2 separate regions of the Homo sapiens genome follow, and region 1 is linked to region 2. Evidence: chromatin loops called from intact Hi-C (ENCODE). Cell type or tissue: natural killer cell. All regions are shown on one strand. Each heading gives the region's core, and the rest is flanking DNA. Links, peaks and the distances in the headings are about the cores only. Region 1 has its middle 19 kb from the start of SLC22A8. Region 2 overlaps MACROD1 (mono-ADP ribosylhydrolase 1).

The links. Peaks named below come from ENCODE experiments on the same cell type or tissue, not always from the same donor. Only the 100,000 strongest peaks of a DNase experiment are listed, where the experiment ranks them.
Region 1: it touches region 2 in a loop (7-fold over the local background); 4 of 110 quality-filtered maps call a loop at or near these places.

The regions. Positions count from the first base shown.
Region 1 is chr11:63,031,114-63,039,441 of GRCh38, forward strand. It overlaps the pseudogene PTTG1P2. Among named protein-coding and RNA genes, the nearest start is that of SLC22A8, 19 kb to the left of the region's middle. In natural killer cell, for the core only: CTCF peaks have their summits at 4,761 (motif pointing right) and 4,961 (motif pointing left); a DNase peak (open chromatin) is centred at 4,738.
Region 2 is chr11:64,145,396-64,153,723 of GRCh38, forward strand. MACROD1 (mono-ADP ribosylhydrolase 1) reads right to left here. Exons shown (of 11, transcript NM_014067.4): 2 at 6,897-6,998; 3 at 5,844-5,960. Among named protein-coding and RNA genes, the nearest start is that of MACROD1, 17 kb to the right of the region's middle. RefSeq lists enhancers at 572-1,073, 6,989-7,984, 7,985-8,328 and a silencer at 7,726-7,945. In natural killer cell, for the core only: CTCF peaks have their summits at 828 (motif pointing left), 3,427 (motif pointing left), 7,866 (motif pointing left), 8,070 and 1 weaker place; DNase peaks (open chromatin) are centred at 856, 3,416 and 7,846.

The DNA.
Region 1 (8,328 bases), core at 297-8,296, 1.1 Mb before region 2:
GGAGACCCGTTTTGCTTGGCTCTCATTCTGCCTCGTTGCCACCATGTAAGAAGTGCCTTTTGCCTTCTGCCATGATTGTGAGGCCTCCTTAGCCACATGGAACTGTAAGTCCATTAAACCCCTTTCTTTTGTAAATTGCCCAGTCTTGGATATGTCTTTATCAGTGGTATGAAAACAACTAATACAATGGGGATGGTTAATGGGTACAAAAAAATTAGAAAGAATGAATAAGACCTACTATTTTATAGCACAATAGGGTGACTATAGTCAATAATAACTTGATTGTATGTTTAAAAATAACTAAAATAATGTAATTGGATTGTTTGTAACACAAAGGATAAATGCTTGAAGGGATGGAGACCCCATTCTCCATGATGTGATTATTTCACATCGCATGTCTGTATCAAAGCATCTCATGTATCCCATAAATATATACACCTACTGTATACCCACAAAAATTAAAAATAAGGTAGGGTGCGGTGGCTCATGCCTGTAATTCCAGCACTTTGGGAGACCAAGGCAGGTGGATTGCTTTAGCTCAGGAGTTTGAGACGAGCCTGGGCATCCTAGTGAAACCCCATCTCTATCACAAGAAATACAAAAAATTAGCCAGGCATGGTGATGCACGTTTGTGGTTTCAGCTATTCGCGAGGCTGAGGTAGGAGGACTGCTTGAACCTGGGAGGCAGAGGTGGCAGTGAGCTGTGATCACACCTCTACCCTCCAGCCTGAGCAACAGAATGAGACCCTGTCTCAAAAACAAAATAAAACAAAAAACAAACAAAACAACAACAATAAAAAAAAACCACACACACACACACCCCCCAAAAAAAAACAAAACAAAACCCCAAAAAGCAAAAACACGAAAAACAAAAAAGACCCATATAAATTAGTTAAAAAACCCCTAAACACCTCAAAACTAATGTTTATGTTCCCAAATCATCAATGAAACTGACATAAATGTCTCTGTAGGATTTTGAGTTGATGGCTTGATCCCCTTTTCCCTTTGTTTTCCTAGAAGAAGGGCCTAGAGAAGTTAATAACATTTCTGGAGTAAACACAAGAGTATGCTAGCATTGAACCCTAGGTTTCCCCAGTTTTCTGTCCTAGATGTGCCCGGGTTCCTGACAAGGAGAGCAGATTTTACGAGGGACCTGCCACTGTGTGTCAGTGCTCAGCTTCTCCACTCAGTTGACTTTATATTAGTTTCTTAGGGCTGCTGTAACATGGTCCACCAAACTGCGTGATTTAAAAACAACAGAAATTTATTGTCTCACAGTTCTGGAGGCTGGAAGTTCAAAATTAAGGTGTTAGCAGGGTGAGTTTTTTTTTTCCTGTTAAAGAATGCTTTATTAGTACAAATACACACAAACCCTAAAGCATGAAGAAATTTAAATATTTATGTCATAGTAAACAGGTGGCAATTCAACATCCAGGGTCAACAGAAGGGTTGAAGGACACTGCAACAGATTGGGTTCCCATGGCGGAGAGGGCATCTTCACAGGCGAAGGCGGGCCCAGCTGAAACAGCTTTTCAAGCTCTCTCTCCTTATCAAGGATCATAAGAGGCACTCCACTCAAGGGGAGGCCTGCAATCTGGTGCACTTCAGGTTGGTTAAAACTCTCAAAATCTAGAAGATTGAAGTGAAATAATTTTTCTATTTCTGGGTAGGCATTATCTGAGGAAGGAACAGAGCTTTTTGCTTTAACAGTCTTCCTGGTCATCTTTTCGGCAGAGAAATTTGGGTGTTTTAGTTTGAGGAGTCCGTTGATCTTTACTCACGTTTCTGTAGCCCTGTTGACAGTTCCAAAAGACTTTCTGGTAGCTTTAGGTAAGGCTGGTAAAGCATTGGACATTTTGCCAACACGTGGTGCTGAAACTTGAGATCTCCCCTCTAAGGCTTTGATTGAAGGTCCAGATCCCAGCTTCAGCCTATCTTTAGGAGCTGCATGGATACCTGGTTCTCCATTCTCCTTATCAACATAGATCAGAGCAGGGTGGGTTCCTTCTGGGGGAGAATCTGATCCATGCCTCTCTCTTTGCTTCTAGTAGCCCCAGGCATTCCTTGGCTTGTGGATGCGTCTCTGCAGTGTTCCATCTCCATATGGTGTTCTTCCTGTGTGTCTGTGTCTTCTTGTATGGACACCAGTCATATTGGGTTAGGGGCCCACTCTGCTCCAGTAGGACCTTATCCTGACTAATCACATCTCTAACAAGCCTATTTCCAAACATGGTCACATTCTGAGGACTTCACTATATCTTTTTTGGGGCCACAATTCAACCCATGACATACCCCTGAATGATGAAAAGAGTAGAATTTGAGACATTACATTTCTAAGTAGTTGGAAAAACTACTTTTGTTTATCTAATAAAGGAGGTATTTGAAGTTGCCCCTTCAGCTTTAATGTTTTTAAAAACTTTTGACTCTAGGGCTTGCCTGATGGGTTAAAGGCTGTCCCAATTTTAGCCGCAGGTCAGTTGTTTCACCTGCACCCTTCTTTGCCCTCAGGTATGGATTAAGAACCTGGAGGCTGGAGGGGTTTTTCCTTTAGCAAGTGTTCCTATGACAAAATACTGAGCTGTTGACTGGGGCTGGGAAGAGGGGATATCCTTATCCCCTGTAGAGGGTTTATTCCAAGGTGTCTCTAAAGCCTCTTGGGCTTTATCTCTATGTTAAAACTCTCTTTTGGGCTTTTGGGATGTGGACTGACAGACCCTGCATGCCTGGAGGATGCTGGGCCACTGGGAGCTGGCTTATCTTACTCTGTTCCAGGCTAGGGACCGAATAAGCTCAATGAGCTGTTTGCACAGCTGCAATGTTTCCTAGAAGAGGGCTTCTTACCTGGTTCCTGAATCAAGAATCATTTCAGCGTTAGGTGGGATCCATCCAGACCAGTCATCTAGACAGTTCCTTAAATTGGGATTTTATTTTACTTTTATTTATTTTTTGAGATGGAGTCTCTCTCTGTCCCCCAGGCTGGAGTGCAGTGGCGCCATCTCTGCTCACTGCAAGCTCCGCCTTCCGGGTTCACGCCATTCTCCTGCCTCAGCCTCCCGAGTAGCTGGGATTACAGGCACCAGCCACCACGCCCGGCTAATTTTTTGTATTTTTAGTAGAGACAGGGTTTCACCGTGTTAGCCAGGATGGTGTCGATCTCTTGACCTCATGATCCACACGCCTTGGCCTCCCAAAGTGCTGGGATTACAGGCGTGAGCCACCGCGCCCGGCCAATTGGGATTTTTTTTAAGCAAAAAAAGAGGATATTTTGAGAATGATGGAACTCCTGGTCTGAAATGAGAACTATATATAACTCCTGGATTTTTTCCTTTCCCTCAACTCCCCGGCAATGGATTGAATGTTTGCGTCCCCCACAAATTCTTATGTTGAAATCCTAACTCTCAATAGGACAGTATTAGAAGGTGGGGCTTTTGGAAGGTAATTAGATCTTAAGAGTAGAGACTTTAAGAATAGGATTCGTGCCCTTGCATGAGAGCCACAAATAGCTCTCCAGCCTTCTGTCTGCCATGTGAGGAGACAATGAGAAGACAATAGTCTTCAACCTGGAAAAAGGCTCATACCAGAGCCTGACCAAGCTGGCACCTATCTCAGATTTCCAGCTTCCAGAACTGTAAGAAATCCATTTCTGACTTTTATAGGCCACCCGTATATTGTATTTTTATGGTAGCAGCCTGAACAGACTAAGGCCTGTTGGCTTTACTTTCACAATGGAAACCAGTCTTTTCACTCCTCATTCTCTGCTGCTTCCTTTCTAATTCAAGCTACCATCACCGCTCCTCCGGACCCGTACAGTCATCTTCCAGCTGGTCTCCCTCCTCCATCCCTGTCTTGTACAATCCATCTTCCACCTAGAAGCCAGAATGGTGTTTTAGAAACCTGAATCCAAGCATGTTATCTCTATGTTAAAACTCCCTAATGCATTTAAAAATCTCCACAATCTGGCCCGCGTTTACCTTTATCTGACACCACTCGTGTTGATTTTTTTTCTTTTTTGAGATAGAGTCTCACTTTATCACTCAGGCTGGAATGCAGTGGCTCGATCTCGGCCACTACAGCCTCCACCTCCTGGGTTCAAGTGATTCTCCTGCCTCAGCCTCTTGCTGTAGCCGTGATTACAGTGCATGCCACCAAGCCTGGCTAATTTTTGTATTTTTAATAGAGACGGGGTTTTGCCATGTTGGCCAGGCTGGCCTTGAGTTCCTGGCTTCAAGTGATCTGCCCGCCTCTGCCTGCCAAAGTGCTGGGATTACAGGTGTGAGCCACCGCGCCCAACCTCGTGTTGATTCATTTCTTGTTATTGTCTTTTCCTTTGCCCACACTTACCCTCCTCTCCCCTTAGAATGTACACCTTTGAGAGAAGGGACCTTGTTTGTCCCAATCATAGAGACAGAGCTGTGCCTGGCACTTGGTGGATGCTCAATCAATATGTTTACAATGCAAATGGCAGAGAAGAAATTTAGGCAAGCAACCGTGGGTTTTCTGTATTCAGTTCTGATACCGACTTTCAGTTCTTTTCACCAAAGAATTGGCAAGAGTCCTGAGCCAGGTGCTGGAGGGGATGATTGGGACTTCTCTTCCAGGCTCTGCAGATACCCTTTTGCATGTCCCAATATTGTTCTTTTCACACACCGATCCATGCCTTGGTGGCTCTTTTCACATACAGCTTTCATTCTTGCCAATGTAGTTATGCAACGATTGTGTCAAGTACTGGAACATTCCACTAGAGGGCAGTAGAATATAGTGTTCAGAGTTAGGGATCTGAAGCCATTGACTGCCTTGCCATCTATTCCCTTCCAGGAATCATTTTGGAGAGAGGGCAGCGATCATTTTGAACCATGATGATATGAGGGCAACCACCTAGGGATGGTAGAAGAGCAAGCTGGATCAAATGGCCATATAACACATAAATCACTATGGTTAAGAACTTAGTACCCCCTGCCATTCCTTCCTGCCCCCTACAGGTAGGCTGCCTGGGTTAAAATAGGAGGGGGAGGGAGGAGATGTACATTACTGCTGCTCACATCCCATTGTCCGGAAAATACTGCTTGCTGAGGTGTCATATGGCTACACTTTCCTATAAGAAAGACTGTGAAATGTTGCATTTTTTCTTGGTGGCCAAAAATCTATTATGGAAGAATGGGAAAATGAATATTGGAAGTTAACTGGCAATTTCTGCCACAAATTCTTTTTTTTTTTATTATTATACTTTAAGTTCTAGGGTACATGTGCACAACGTGCAGGTTTGTCACATATGTATACACGTGACATGTCGGTGTGCTGCACCCATTAACTCGTCATTTAAATTAGGTTTATCTCCTAATGCTATCCCTCCCCACTCCTCCCACCCCACGACAGGCCCCGGTGTGTGATGTTCCCTTTCCTGTGTACAAGTGTTCTCATTGTTCAGTTGCCACCTATGAGTGAGAAGATGCAGTGTTTGGTTTTTTGTCCTTGCAATAGTTTGCTGAGAATGATGGTTTCCAGCTTCATCCATGTCCCTACAAAGAACATGAACTCATCCTTTTTTATGGCTGCATAGTGTTCCATGGTGTATATGTGCCACATTTGCTTAATCTAGTCTATCATTGTTGGACATTTGGGTTGGTTCCAAGTCTTTGCTGTTGTGAATAGTGCCGCAATAAACATACGTGTGCATGTGTCATTATACCAGCATGATTTATAATCCTTTGGGTATATACCCAGTAATGGGATGGCTAGGTTGAATGGTATTTCTAGTTCTAGATCCCTGAGGAATCGCCACACTGACTTCCACAATGGTTGAACTAGTTTACAGTCCCAACAACAGTGTAAAAGTGTTCCTATTTCTCCACATCCTCTCCAGCACCTGTTGTTTCCTGACTTTTTAATGATCGCCATTCTAACTGGTGTGAGATGGTATCTCATTGTGGTTTTGATTTGCATTTCTCTGATGGCCAGTGATGATGAGCATTTTTTCATGTGTCTGTTGGCTGCATAAATGTCTTCTTTTGAGAAGTGTCTGTTCATATCCTTTGCCCACTTTTTGATGGGGTTGTTTGTTTTTTTCTTGTAAATTTGTTTGAGTTCATTGTAGATTCTGGATATTAGCCCTTTGTCAGATGAGTAGATTGCAAAAATTTTCTCCCATTCTGTAGGTTGCCTGTTCACTCTGATGGTAGTTTCTTTTGCTGTGCAGAAGCTCTAGTTTAATTAGATCCCATTTGTCAATTTTGGCTTTTGTTGCCATTGCTTTTGGTGTTTTAGACATGAAATCCTTGCCCATGCCTATATCCTGAATGGTATTGACTAGGTTTTCTTCTAGGGTTTTTATGGTTTTAGGTCTAAGATTTAAGTCTTTAATCCATCTTGAATTAATTTTTGTATAAGGTATAAGGAAGGGATCCAGGTTCAGCTTTCTACATATGGCTAGCCAGTTTTCCCAGCACCATTTATTAAATAGGGAATCCTTTCCCCATTTCTTGTTTTTGTCAGGTTTGCCAAAGATCAGATGGTTGTAGATATGTGGCATTATTTCTGAGGGCTCTGTTCTGTTCCATTGATCTATATCTCTGTTTTGGTACCAGTACCATGCTGTTTTGGTGACTGTAGCCTTGTAGTATAGTTTGAAGTCAGGTAGCATGATGCCTCCAGCTTTGTTCTTTTGGCTTAGGATTGACTTGGCAATGTGGGCTGTTTTTAGGTTCCATATGAACTTTAAAGTAGTTTTTTCTAATTCTGTGAAGAAAGTCATTGGTAGCTTGATGGGGATGGCACTGAATCTATAAATGACCTTGGGCAGTATGGCCATTTTCATGATATTGATTCTTCCTATCCATGAGCATGGAATGTTCTTCCATTTGTTTGTGTCCTGTTTTATGTTTTTGAGCAGTGGTTTGTAGTTCTCCTTGAAGAGGTCCTTCACATCCCTTGTAAGTTGGATTCCTAGGTATTTTATTCTCTTTGAAGCAGTTGTGAATGGGAGTTCACTCACGATTTGGCTCTCTGTGTATCTGTTATTGGTGTATAAGAATGCTTGTGATTTTTGCACATTGATTTTGTATCCTGAGACTTTGCTGAAGTTGCTTATCAGCTTAAGGAGATTTTAGGCTGAGACAATGGGGTTTTCTAAATATACAATCATGTCATCTGCAAACAGGGACAATCTGACTTCCTCTTTTCCTAAGTGAATACTCTTCATTTCTCTCTCCTGCCTGATTGCCCTGGCCAGAACTTCCAACAGCATGTGAATAGGAGTGGTGAGAGAGGGCATCCCTGTCTTGTGCCAGTTTTCAAAGGGTATGCTTCCAGCTTTTGCCCATTCAGTATGATATTGGCTGTGGGTTTGTCATAAATAGCTCTTATTATTTTGAGATACGTCCCATCAATACCTAATTTATTGAGAGTTTTTAGCATGAAGGGATGTTGAATTTTGTCGCAGGCCTTTTCTGCATCTATTGAGATAATCATGTGGTTTTTGTCTTTGGTTCTGTTTATATGCTGGATTACATTTATTGATTTGTGAATGTTGAACCAGCCTTGCATTTCAGGGATGAAGCCCACTTGAACATGATAGTTATGCTTTTTGATTTGCTGCTGGATTCAGTTTGCCAGTATTTTATTGAGGATTTTTGCATCGATGTTCATCAGGGATATTGGTCTAAAATTCTCTTTTTTTGTTATGTCTCTGCCAGGCTTTGGTATCAGGATGATGCTGGCCTCATAAAATGAGTTAGGGAGGATTCCATCTTTTTCTGTTGATTGGAATATTTTCAGAAGGAATGGTACCAGCGCCTCCTTTTACCTCTGGTAGAATTCGGCTGTGAATCTCTCTGGTCCTGGACTTCTATTAGTTGGTAGGCTATTAATTATTGCCTCAATTTCGGAGCCTGTTATTGGTCTATTCAGGGATTCAACTTCTTCCTGGTTTAGTCTTGGGAAGGTGTATGTGTCGAGGAATTTATCCATTTCTTCTAGATTTTCTAGTTTATTTTTATAGAGGTGTTTATAGTATTATCTGATGATAGTTTGTATTTCTGTGGGATCGGTGGTGATATCCGCTTTATCATTTTTTATTGAGTCTATTTGATTCTTCTCTCTTTTCTTCTTTATTAGTCTTGCTAGCGGTCTATCTTTTCAAAAAACCAGCTCCTGGATTCATTGATTTTTTGAAGGGTTTTTTGTGTCTCTATCTCCTTCAGTTCTGCTCTGATCTTAGTTATTTCTTGCCTTCTGCTAGCCTTTGAATGTGTTTGCTCTTGTTCCTCTAGTTCTTTTAATTGTGATGTTAGGGTGTCAATTTTAGATCTTTCCTGCTTTCTCTTGTGGGCATTT
Region 2 (8,328 bases), core at 213-8,212:
CTTAGTAGCTCTCGCTCCTGACTTCCCAGTAATCATTTCCTGGGGACTCTCCGTGTGCCAGGCCCTGGGCCCAGGGCTGGACAGGCCTGAACTCCTGTCCTCCTCACCCCTGCCCTTCGGTGGAACTGATGCTGATGCCATTTCTCAGATGAGGAAGTAGAGGCCACGGAGTGGCCAGCAGGGGTGCTGGGACCCTGACCTGCTCCTGGCCACGGTGCGCACAGCCCATGCTCACTGCTCTGGGCTGGCATTGAAACAAAAGATCCCTTCCATCTTTGCACAAAGCCTTTCATCCATCTCTGCCCTGTCCTCTTATGACATGAAGGCCAAAGCCAGGCAGCTGGACCCCTGGGTTGGCCAAGAATGGGGATTTTTCTTTTTTTTTGAGATGGAATCTTGCTCTGTCACCCAGCAACCAGGATGGAGTGCAGTGGCACAATCTCGGCTCACCGCAACCTCCACCTCCCAGGTTCAAGCAATTCTTCTGCCGCAGCCTCCTGACTAGCTGGGACTACAGGCGCATGCCACTGTGTCCGGCTAATTTTTGTATTTTTAGTAGAGACCAGGTTTCACCATGTTGGCCAGGCTGCTCTCAAACTCCTGACCTCAAGCGATCCGCCCGCCTCGGCCTCCCAAAGTGCTAGGATAACAGGCGTGAGCCACCGTGCCTGGCCAAGAATGGGGATCTTTCTTTGTGCCCGGACATGTCCTGCCCAGGACTCTGCTATCTGTCAGGAACAAGAAGTCCACACACACAGGTCTGGTGCACCAGGAAACTCAAGGGCAGGGAGGTGGCCTAGTCAAGGTCACTGCACCCCCGTGGTAAAAAGGAGACATAAACACCCTGGCAGCCACAGCACCCCCTAGTGGATACCCTGAGACCGGCGCTCTCCCCAGACACAGGACTGAGGTCATAGGCAAGGCTGGAGAGGCAGGCACCGGCTCTGAGAACCTCCTCCTCCAGAAGAGGGGGCCTGCGGGGGCTCCCTGGCTTATCTCCTGCACATGGCAGCCCAATTTCATTAAGACGGATGCGCCATGCTCCTGTGGGCAGGAGCCGTGGCCGACACAGATGGCAGGAACCTGAGACTCTCCCGGGTGCTACCCAAGCAAGTGGCCTCAGCTGGCAGCCCACGGGGACAGGGCCCAGGGAGGCCTGCACTGTGCCTGAGGGTGTGGGGGTTTGTTCCGTCCCTGCAACTTCAAGCCCTGCCACCCGCCAGCCAGGCATCCCCACTTCTATGCTTCTGCCCAACCTCCCACCTCACTCCCACCACATCCCATACAAACACACATCACACCACACACACCCTCCATCACCCACACCCCATGCATCACACAAGCACAGACACACACACATCACGCACACACACGCATCACACACATCATACAAATGCATACGCACACCCCACACACATAGGCCAAACTCCTGACCTCACACACACACTCTATCACACACACCCCACGCATCACACAAGCACAGACACAAACATGCTACATCACAAACACACGCACCGCACACATCACACACACAGGCCAAACTCCTGACCTCACACACACACCATCACACACATCCCAATCACATCTCATAGCCCAATAATGTAAGAGTGGAAACCAGTCCTGAATTTCAAATGCCAGGAGATCAGTAGGGAAACAGAATCTGATTTTCTTATTTTTATTTGTTTTTTGAGACAGCATCTCACTCTGTTGCCCAGGCTGCAGTGCAATGGCACAGTCACAGCTCACTGCAGCCTCGACCTCCCAGGCTCAAGCAGTCCTCCCACTTCAGCCTCCCAAGTAGCTGGACTACAGGCATGCACCACCACACCCTACTAATCTTTTTTAATTTTTTTTTTGGTAGAGATAGGGTGCCACTGTGTTGCTCAAGTTGGTCTCAAACTCCTGGGCTCAAGCAATCTTCCTGCCTCAGCCTCTCAAAGTGCTGGGATTACAAGAGTGAGCCACCGCCTGCAGCCTCAGAGTCTGATTTTCTTTCTTTCTTTTTTTTTTTTTGAGATGGAGTCTCACTCTGTTGCCCAGGCTGGAAGGCAGTAACACAATCATGGCTCACTGCAGCCTTGACCTCCCAGGTTCAAGCAATCCTCCTGCCTCAGCCTCCTGGGTTCAAGTGATTCTCCTACCTCAGCCTCCCAAGTAGCTGGGATTACAGGTGCATGCCATCACGCCTGGCTAATTTTTGTATTTTTAGTAGAGATGGGATTTCGCCATGTTGGCCAGGCTAGTCTCGAAACTCCTGACCTCAAGTGATCCGCCTGTCTCAGCCTCCCAAAGTTCTGGGATTACAGGTGTGAGCCATCGTACCTGGCCCAGAATCTGATGTTCTATTATATATATATATATATTTTAGATAGGGTCTCACTCTGTCACCCAGGCTGGAGTGCAGTGGCACAACCATGGCTCACTGCAGCCTCAACCTCCCAGGTTCAAGCAATCCTCCTGCCTCAGCCTCCTGAGTAGCTGGGATTATAGGCACACACCACCATGCCGTATTATTTTTTTTTTTGTAGAGATAGAGTCTCACTATGTTGGCCAGGCTGGTCTCAAACTCCCGAGCTCAAGTGATCCTCTCGTCTCGGCCTCCCACGGTGCTGGGATTACAGGAGTGAGCTACTACGTCCCGCCCAGGGTCCGATTCTCAATGGCCTGACGGAGGTCACAGGCAGATGCCTCTTCAGGGAGGGGAAAGAGTGAGGGGGGCGGGCAGGGGGACACCTGGCAACTGCCCTCTCCAAGGATCCCCAGGGCCCTGCTGAGTGGCAAGAGAGATGCCCACAGCCTGGCTGGAGACCCCTTCAACCCCACAGCTTTTCAGGATGGAGGAGGGTGGGGGGTTGGGAGCTCTCCCCGCCCCCTTTCCCTCACAGCCCTCTCCTAGCTCCCACTGCACCCTTCCCCTCCACATCCCTGCAGCTGGACCCAAGCCCAGGCAGCGACAGCCCCTCCCATATGGCAGCAGGAACAAAGAGAACTGTTCCCCACAACAAAATCCAGAAGCTCCGGCGGGCGGCCAGATCTCAAGCTCCCAGCCCAGTGTGACCCACGGCGTTCTCCATGGGCCACTGACGCCCGCGGGGCCAGCACTGCTCCTGGCTTCAAAAATATAAATTTAAAAATCCCCACCCCAAGATAATTGCTCTCTCCTCTGGCTTATTGTGGTGGCTCCGTGGTAGGCACTGAGAAGCAATTATTCACGGCTAATGATTATAATCAAGTCAAATAGAATTTAATGGACACGTATTCTCTTCCTGCTTGAAACTTTACATATGAATTAAGCACATATGGGTTTCACGAGGCACAGACGCAGATTTATGCAGCCCCGAAAAGCCCTGCCGTTGCCAACGACTTTTATTCCACTAATAAACAGGCTGATATATGGGCTCCTGGGAACTGCAATCTCTGCTGCCCCCTGGTGGGCACAGGGGCTGGGGTGGGAGCCAAGGCCACCCAGGACCCTGGAGGCCTGACCAGTGCCAAAGCCACTTTGAACGCTGGGGTTCCACAAAGCCCTGGACGGCTGAAAGGAGACTCGGGCTCTGTGTGGGAAGCCCGTGTTCAGACCCTGCCTCCGTCATTCCCTGGGATTCCAGGCGGGTACCGGGTCCTCCTGGCTGTGAGAGTCTAGAACAAAAAGATCCCAGGAGAACACACCAAGAGGTGTATGGGTAAACTGAGGCAAGCAGGGGGAGGTGAAAGCTGATCATTTGCAGGAGGTACCATGTCCCTCGGCACCGCTGGGACAGGGGTGATGCCCAGAACGGCGCTGATGACACCAGTTTCAGCACCAGTGCGAGGTGCTGAGCCCCGATTCCCGCCAGGTGCTGAGTGACCGTCATTTGCACGTCACGTGCATCAGCTCCGAGTGCCCCCAGTAACCTGACGGGTGGTTTCTTCACCACCCTCATTTTGCAGAGGAGGAAACAGAGGCCTAGGCAAGGACACAGAGAAGGGGAGTCCACAGAGAAACTCAGCCAGCACTGCCCCAGCCCTGGCCCTGGTGCAAATGGAGCTGGCACTAAACCGCTTCTGATGGAGCTGCTGCATCCAAAACCTGGCGACTCCCAAGGGCACTTAGGAAGCAGTGTTAATCACGCCCACAGCCCGGGTGCAGCCTCCGGAGCGCCCCCATTCCATCTGAACCCATCAACACCCCACCTTGGTCCCTGCACCCTTTCTCCTGGCCCATGTTGCAGCGAACCACCAACCCAAGGGGGACAGAGCTCACAAGATGCCTCATTTTCCCTCCGGCCACTTTGCAGCTCAGCAAGAAGGTACCGCTGCAGTACCTCTCACACGCTTGCCAGTGACTGGCAGGGCTGGAGTACCCACTGGCCTGCCTGACTGCCCCCTCAGCCACAGCCCCAAGGCTCTGCCCTTCTGCTCCAGGCCAGCCCCTCCTGGGCACAGGCAGCAAGAACGCCCTTCTCCCCTAGGCCGCTGTAATGTCTGCCAACCCAGATGTGGCTTTGTCTTAGCTGTGTGTCCTCAGATGGACTAGCAGTTCTCATCCTAGTGGCCCTAGAGAAACACACCAGAACCACCTGCAGAAGCCCAAGGTGACCCTAGCTCTCCCTGCTGCCCTCAGCCAGCCACACTGAGCAGAAACTCCTGCCTACGTGTAACCTGTCACCTGTGTGCCTAGACAGGGAATGTGCGGGCAAGGCACCCCCATATGACTATCCAGCTTTGCAGTCAACAGTGGGAAGACGCATAGAGCAAGGTTGCTTCAGGAAACACAACTCAGACCCCACGGACCAGGCCCGGGGCGGCCGAGTGAACTCCCCTCTCCGGATCCTAGAGCCTGTCACTCACAGAGATTAACGGAAATGCTCACAGCATCAGCACCACCATGCCCCAGAGTCACTGGGGGACAGCGCTGGGGCCAGGCACGACCGCTACAAGCGCAAAGTGGGGACGAAGGAGACTCGAGAAGCTCCTGGGGGTGCCCTGGGCCTGCACAGGTTAGGGAGGGGCTGGCACAGCAGGGTTTTCCCTGTGAGCTGGAGCCCAAGACGAGAGGACCTGCCCCCCATATTCAGGGTCTGAGAAAGAGGCCCCCCTTCCTCCAATGCTTGGTGCAGATGCCAGGTAAGCAAAGGAGCAAGCGAGCAGGCGGGCGAGGGCCGGGGTTCAGCCGCCACTCAACCTGTTCCACAAGCCACCTGCTCGACTTAACCAGCCCTTGGCACCCCATGCCAAAGTCCTTTCCTGGCGCCTTTGACCTTGCCAGACAACCACTAGCTGTGTGGAGTAGCAGCCCCCTTCCTCCCTCCCACAAAGAGGCAGCCGGCTCCCATACTCATCACAATAAACTGCCAAGCCAGCAAGAGGCGAGCGCAGGAAGCTGAGCAGCTCCTGTTTCTAGGCTCTGGAAAGCTGCCAGGGCATGGCAGGGGACCTCTCTGCCCCCACTATCCCTCGACAAGCTCCCTCACCCGCCCAGGTCTGAAGCGGGGGCAGGCCAGGCCAAAGGCAGAGGAAGGCAGGTGCTGGTTGGGGCTTCTGTGGCCCCCCAAGGTCAGACCTCCCCGCTGTGGCCTCTGCCTTCCTGGCAGGGCAGCCCAGTTTCAGCCCAGCTCTCCCCCTTCCCCGGCCACTAATGGGTCTCAGTGGAGCAAGGCGCCCCCGACACAGCAGGTCAGGGTTTCAAGGGAAGAGGAGCCCGAGTGGCCGACACGTTGGGCTGCCATGGCGCCAGCAGGCTGTCCTTGCCAGCAACCCGAGCCTCACTGGAGCCAGGTGGCGTCCACCCAGGCCTGGCACAGCAGAGCAGAGCAAAGGCAACAGGGCGGCCACCAGGTCTCTGGTTCAGGCCAGCCACTCACCGGCGTTGACGATGGCGTCCACCTCCAGCTTGGTGATGTCGCTGCGGAGCAGGGAGATTTTCTCATTGAGCTGCTTGTCCTTTTTATACCTGGGCTCCTCCACCTTCACAGCCACCCCTGGAACAAGTAGGGGCCGGGGAGGTCACAGCGAGGCTGCCCACTGCAGAGGGACCCAGCCAGGGCCCAGGGGCCAGGGCCTTCCCTATCGACCTCCCTCCACCTCCAGGGGCAGCCTGCAGCACGATGACTGCTGACCCAGTACCAGGAACCCACACTGAGGAGCACCTACTGCGTGCTAAAATCACGCGGGGACTCCTTGCATCTTCACAGCAAGGCCACCAGCAGGTACAGTGCCAATATCATCTATCCCATTTCACAGAGGTAGAAACTGAGGATTAGGTGGGTCAGAGACTTGCCTAGGGTTATGGGTCACCAGGCCTGCTGTCTCACCAACACACCCCACTGTAAGCAACCAAATCGCAGCTTCAAACCCCAGCTCCCCACAAGCAAGTAATCTCGGGCAGGTGGCTCACCTAACCTAGGGCTCTGTTTCCAACCATACAATGGGGATAAAAATTGCACTTGTTGTGTTAATAATTGAATGAGATGGCCAGGCGCAGTTGCTGACGCCTGTAATCCCAGCACTTTGGGAGGCCGTGGCGGGCAGATCACTTGAGGTCAGTAGTTCGAGACCAGCCTGGCCAATATGGTGAAACCCCATCTCTACTAAAAATACAAAAATTATCCAGGCATGGTGGTGCATGTCTGTAATCCCAGCTACTCAGGAGGCTGAGGCAGGAGAATCGCTTGAACCCGGGAGGTGGAGGTTGCAGTGAGCCAAGATCGAGCCATTGCACTCCAGCCTGCGCAAAAAGAGTGAAATTCCATCTCAAAAAATAAAATAAAATAATTGAATGAGGTGATACACGCGGAGCACCTGCCTGCAGCAAGCACTCGATACATGCCACTGGACTAGCTCTTCTTGTCTGCACAATTCTCCCAAGCCACGGGTCTGGAGCCTGCCCACCAGGGCCTCCCCCGAGCAGGGCCTACCTTTCGCCATCTCCTTCCATGTCGGGATCTTCTTCAGCCTGACAAAGTCCTTGCAGAAGTAATGTTCCTCCCGCTGCTTGTCACTCAGGCCCTTCAGAAAGGCTGCAGAGGCAGGAAGGAGGATCAGGGTGGGGGCAGAGGAACGGGCCTGGGGCTTGCACCCCCACATCTCCTTTCTTGCCTCATCCAAGAATGCAAACCAGCTCTTCCTGTCCCTCCTTCTCTGGGCACACAGGGCAGGCATGCTGGGGAAACCTCAGAGGCCCCTAGAATATCTTGTCCTGCTCTCTTTGTTCAGGGAGGGAAACTGAGGTCTGGGGAGGCTGAGGGACTGGCTCAGGCATCGCAGACCTGGGTTGTGATGAATTCAGCTCTGCCACTTTCCAGCAGCGTCCACATCTCTCTGGGTCCCCCGTTTCTCCCTGATTAGAACGGGGGTGAAGACGTCCCCTGCAGAACAGCTCCGAGCTTCCTCCCACACACTAAGGCCAAGCCGGTTGGCAGCACTCAGCCAGCGACATTATCCATCAGTCCCACCGCCAGTCAGTTCTGCCCTCACTGTCACTGCATGCAGGCAGCGGGACAGCTGTCCTCCTCCAGGAGCTGCAGGACCAAGTGGACCTGGCACCTGTCCCCAACATCCCCCCCGGCAGCGGCTGAGGGCTCCCAGCATGACCAATGGGGTTGGAATCGTTCTCGTTTTACAGATGAGGAAACCGGGGCTCAGGGAGGTTGGGAGGCCACCCTCACACAGCAGGGACTTGAGTGAGGAGCCAGGCACCCCCCACCCGCTCACAGACTCGGGGTCCACCCTGGCCGGCTCCCCTTGCCTGAGCACTGTCCCATGGGCTCCGCCTTCCCTTGGGGGTGGCACCAGGCACAGAAACCTGGAACCCGTCTCAGAAGGGCCCGCCCCGACCGCGCCAGGCCAGGCTAGCAGCTCACGGGCTCCCCCTGCTGGCCCGAGGCCGCCTGCACACCCAGGCGCTCAGCCCAGCCTGGCACCCTGGACCACAGGCTCCCGGGATGGGGCAGCCCCCACGGCAAACAGCAAAGGCTACAATTGAGAAACTCAAAAAGCATCAAAAAATATGTAGAGGCGGGAGAGCAATTAGAGGAGGTGGTGAGAAAGGAAGGACTGCAGCCTGGAAGCTTCTATGCACATGGCAGTGAGGGGGACAGGTAGGTCCCTCCACAAATGTTCAGGGAGGTTGGGAGGCCACCCTCACACAGCAGGGTGTTTTCCCGGCCAGAGTCACTTCATCATCCAGGCCTCCATCTCCTCATCTAACCACTGCTGGCAGGGGTGATAACAACCCAAGGATGCTGAGAGCATTAGATGACAGAACTCATGCAAGGGGCCCAGTCCAGAGTCCCTGCTGGATGCAAAGGTGGGGTCATCACAAAAGGCTAGGCCCACCCCTGGTCAGCC